2 separate regions of the Homo sapiens genome follow, and region 1 is linked to region 2. Evidence: chromatin loops called from intact Hi-C (ENCODE). Cell type or tissue: Calu3. All regions are shown on one strand.

Evidence for each region. Hi-C counts contacts between places; a loop is a spot of excess contacts. Peaks named below come from ENCODE experiments on the same cell type or tissue, not always from the same donor. Only the 100,000 strongest peaks of a DNase experiment are listed, where the experiment ranks them.
Region 1: it touches region 2 in a loop (8-fold over the local background); 3 of 110 quality-filtered maps call a loop at or near these places.

Annotation. Positions count from the first base shown.
Region 1 is chr7:119,666-122,165 of GRCh38, forward strand. No RefSeq gene overlaps it. Among named protein-coding and RNA genes, the nearest start is that of LINC03015, 29 kb to the right of the region's middle. RefSeq lists a silencer at 170-388. In Calu3, no CTCF peak of the experiment used is centred here; a DNase peak (open chromatin) is centred at 1,166.
Region 2 is chr7:63,019-65,518 of GRCh38, forward strand. No RefSeq gene overlaps it. Among named protein-coding and RNA genes, the nearest start is that of FAM157D, 29 kb to the left of the region's middle. In Calu3, a CTCF peak has its summit at 1,213 (motif pointing right); a DNase peak (open chromatin) is centred at 1,223.

The DNA.
Region 1 (2,500 bases), 57 kb after region 2:
GGCCCACGAGAGGAAGTCTCCAGCAGCAGCTAATCCTGGGCGGAGATGACAGCCCGGAGCCTTGGGCTGTTTAAACTCCAGCTGCACGGAAAGCCTCCAGCTGAGAGAGTTTCCCAGAGTCTGTCCCCGGGGTCGAGCCTTCGGGGGCCAGGCCATGGGAGCTGGGTCTTCCTGTGCCTGGAGCCTTGTCCCCTGCGGACCTGCAGTGTGGCCAGATGATGAGTCTTGCACTGAGCAGAACTCCTTGGGCCTTAGGGGGTTCTGCCACCACCCAGCCATCATTGGCAGGGCAGGGAAGGCCGGCCCACACCCAGGTCTCGCTGCCTGGACCCTCTGGGGGAGCAAGCTTTGAGCAGGAGAGGGGCCAGGAGCCCCTGAGGAGCAGGAGCGAGGGCTCAGAGCCACAGAGAATTCCTCAGCCAGGCCTGTGACAAACACAGCTGCCACTCCTCTTCCAGCCCCACTGCCCCAGCCACATCACATTGGTCCTGGTCACTCGCAGGGAAGGGCACTCACTGTCCAGGGAGAAAACCCATTCCTTTCCTCTGGTTCTCTTCCCCAAAGACATGCAAATACTTTTTCCAGGAATTTTCTAACAGCAATGATGCACGGACCCTTAACTTTAAACTGACCTAGAGGCCCAGGAGAGCCCAATTATTTCTGGCACAGGCACCTGGGCACAGGGTCTGGCCTGGTTCACTCTGGAGTGCCTGAGTCATGGTGGAAATTCAATATTTGTTAAGGAAATTGGCAAAAGGATGAATGAAGAAAGAGAACATTGCACGGTGTGTTCAAAATGTCCGCAGCTATATTCCGCTGTGAATTCAGGAGCTTGTTCCACAGTGTGTTCAAAACGTCCGCAGCGACATTCCGCTGTGAATCCATGAGCTTGTTCCCCGGTGTGTTCAAAACGTCCGCAGCTACATTCTGCTGCAAGTTCAGGAGCTTGTTCCTAGGTGACTCCGGCACATAGGCTGGAAACACTACACTCACCGGGGGCTCAGCCCCGCACACCTGTGTGGGGAGGGAGCGGGGAGCGTCGGGGAAGAAGGAGGGGCCCGCCCCGTGAGACTGCGGCCAGGTCCTGCCCACGTGCCTGCTCTGCTGGGCTTGCAGCCAGGCCACCTCCCTGGCCCGGACCCCTCAGGGCCTCTGGACAGGGGCTGCAGGCTGCCTCTGGACTCTGCTCCTGGACTGGCCTCTGCTGGACGGCGGCGCCCTGCACCTCAACAGCCAGCCACACCAGGCATGGCCGTCACCTACAGGTGAAGCTACAAATTTAACCTCATATAAGGGAATATAACCATGGCCAAGGAGCGAGGCAAGGCTTTTTAAACAACATGTCAACAGCACAAATCAGAGGCAAGTGAGAACCAAGTTTTAAAAAGATGAATGTGGTATAATCAGCATTAAAGTTTCCTGTTCGGTCTGGGACTCCTTGGACCAAGCATTACTGGGAGGCAACCTGAATGCCCTCGGTGTGAGCGTGGAAAGATGGCAGCTTCAAGGCTGGGCTCCGCAGTGGGGCAGGCCCCGCCCTGGACGAGCACGCGGCCACACAGAGGGTCCTCTTGAGCACGGTGACTCCCGTACCCGTAACAGTCAGGCCGATTCTTCAAGAAAACATACAAACTAAAAGATGTCAAACACAGCAAATTGGCTGCCCATGGAGAAGGGTGGGAACCAAGAGAGGCACTGGCAGGAAAGGGGACCAGTCGGTGAGTGGAGAGAACCTGAGGGTCTGTGGGGCCAGCTTTCCCAGGTGCTAAGGAACAGGACCTCAGATCTCTGAAGCTAAGGGCTGGGGGAGCAGAGGAGGGAAGATGGGAAAGAGGGAGGGAGGAGTAGGGAGGGAGTGGGAGGTGGAGAGGAAGGGAGGAGGGAGGAGGGAAGGAGAGAAACGGAGGGAGGGAAGAGGGCGGAAAAGACAGGGAGGAGGGAAGGAGAGGCAGGAGGGAAGGAGGGGGGAGGAAATGCAGGAAGGAAGGAGAAGGAGCAGGGAAGGAGAGAGGACGGAGTAAAAGGGAGGAGAAAAGGAGAAGGAGGGAGGGAAAGGGGTGGAGAGGGGCAGGGGAAGGGCAGGGAAAGGCGGTGATAAGAAAGGGCATGCGAACCTGATAAAGCCAGACCAGGGTGTCCGATGTGCATCCATTTCCTCTGATAATAGGCTCCTCCCCAATAGCACAAACAATAAAGAGGAAAAACACGATACTATTTTAGGAATGGAGGTAAGTACGTGAGTGGAGATTCCAGCATCATTTGAAGATGACCAGGCAGCCCGCAGCAGTGGGGACCTCAGCGGCCCTCTGTGAACCCAGGGTCCCAAACACGCATCGGGAGACCCAGCAGTGGATCCTGACAGGTACATCACACCTGGAGTGGGAAATGCCTCTCTCTTCAAGAAGCCGTGAAACCTCTTCTTTAACTTGAACTTATGTCAAATCCCAAGAACACTTAGACCATATTCTCCAGCCAAAATCCACAAAAGGAAGAAAATAAT
Region 2 (2,500 bases):
TGACAGATCCGAGGGGCACTTTGCAAACTCTCCGAGGCCAGGAGACCATGCATCCTCTTTACCTCCTGCCCTGGCCATGACTTCCATCATGCCCGATCTGACCCTCACCACTATCAGGCACCCTGAAAGGGAGCGTATTCGTGGATGGTAAATGCTAGCCCCATGGGCAGGGGCTTCCTGGCCTGTGCCATGTGACCCTCCCTGACACAGCTGCCTGGACCTCAGCCAGGACTTTGGACTCGGGGAGCAGGTCATCAGTCACACCCTTGGCAGGACCTGTCCTGGGAGCCCTCTGTGTGTGGGGAGCTGCCTCATTCCCCTGTGAACACAGTAGGGCATCATGGGGTACGACGGTGAGCACTGGAGCTACCCTGGGGGCTGGGCTCAGTCCTGAGGTCAGGCCCAACCTAAGCTGGGCAGCCTGGTGTCAGCTGCAAGAACCCTCTTCACCTTCCTCATTCCTACATGACTTTCCAGTGTAGGCCATCGGGTGGGATGGGGTAAAAAAACACAGGCCCCATTCTACCCCTCTGCTGATCCACACATGGACATGTGTACACCCAGGCCTCCCTGCTCACAACCATGGCCAGGAAGGCAGGCTCCGGCCAGGGCTCTGAAATGCCAGGAGGGTATAGAGAAGACAGGTGGCCCTCTGCCCCTGCAGTCAGGCAGCACCTGCCCACTCCGAATGCTGCAGCCAGCTGGTTACAGTGTCTGTTACTCAGCTAGTGCGTTTGCCAGTGCTCTTCAGTGTCACCATCGTGGCAGCCTCTGTCATTGAGAACAGTTTAACACAGGAGAAAGAAGTTGCAGGGCCCTGCCCCGGTAGAGGTCTGTCTTCCCTGCCAGCTTTACCCAGCGCGGCCGTGGGAACTGCAGGAACCAGGCTCCCAGGAGGATGCAGACTGACTGACCGCTGCTCCCCGGGGAAGAGCCGCTTTCTAGCACTTCCTTCCTCTTCCTGCAGCCCTCTCTTACCTTCCTGGGGTAGGGAAGGGATGCTGATGTGCTGAGATGGGGTTTTCTGCCTGTTAGAATTGCTGGGGAAAACAACTTACTGTTTTAGCAAGGAAACAACATGCTTCATGGCAGCAAATTGTGTTTTCAGGGGCTCCAGAAAGATATCAGTCTGTTATAAAATAATCAGGCCAATGCTCAGGACCCATCACTAAGGAATAAACCAGCAGCTCTCCACGAGGGGGCACAGCTAGCTTTCCTCTTCACCTCCAGAGGCTGAGGCATCTTGCTGGCTTGAGGCAGCCAGGCACCAGGTGGGAGCTGCAGTGCAGGGGCAGGCCTGGGGGCCTGATTATCGCAGGAGGAGAAATGCATAGTATGTTCATCCCCCCAGAGTGACGCTGGAGAAAAGAAGCCCCAGGTCTCTCCCTTGCCCCTCTATTCCCCACCAACCCAGCTGCCCCAGCAGAGGGACAAAGGCCTGGTGATGCCTCTGTCCTGGGGACAGTGAGTGATGGGAAGGGGGCCCAGCGGGTTTGTCACCACTGGGATCTGACACATGCAGACTCCCAGGTATCCAATAATAAGTCTCATGACCAGCAGGGGCTAAGGGGTGTTGGGTGTGCGTTTCTGTGCTTGTGTGTGTGAATTCCAAGAATCTTTCTTAAATTCTGGACATCTAGGGGCCAGGGCTGTCACTTTCCACCATTTCTGAGAGCACAGACATGTGCACTGCCCCCTCCTCTCAGCCCCCCTCCCTTCTTCTTGCTCAGTGCTCCATACTCCCAGTCCCTTCAGTTCAGGCCTGGAGGAGTCGCCCCTCCTGGAACTGCTGAAGGGTGGGGAGGCAGCTTTCTGGACAGAGGAGCAGGCAGGGAGGGTGCTCCCCCTTGCAGGCTGTTCTGAAGGGTGGATTCTTCTTGCTGCTTCTTGGGAGACTGCATGCCCAAGGGAGCACAGCCATGCCAGCCTCACGTGACTCATCTGAAGTCACAGCCAGCTCTGTAACCTGCTCCGTTGTCGTGAGGCTTTGTCCTTGCTTTGTCCCCACCACTCTGAGCCTGTATGTCCTGCATGTTGCACACAGCTCAGCCTCACTTGGGCCCCACTTCCCAGAGAAGCCAGGAGCAGACGTTCCTCTCAGAGCTCTCAGCGCCCGGTGGGGCAGGGCCCTTTAATCACGCCATGAAAGACAGCAAGGACATGAGTCTCTGCTTAGTTACTATCTAGGTCTCTGTGGTCCAGCCGGGGAAGGGGTGGAGGCAGCATGTTCCCTGCTGTGGCCAAACTAGGCCGCTGGGCCCCGGGTGCTGGCCTGCCAGGTGCTGTGGGGTCTGCCCCGTGCATCTTGTGCAGAGGCCCTCCCCAGGCCCCACTGGACCACGGCTAAGGCTGAGCTTTAACTCGTTTGTATAAAAGCAGATTTCAGGTGTACTAACTGAACAAGACGATGCTTTTAAAAATCAAGAGTGGCAACAAAAGAGCAAGGGGCCACGCCCCAAGGTCCCACCCGAACACCTCCCAGTAAGTGACGGCAACACAG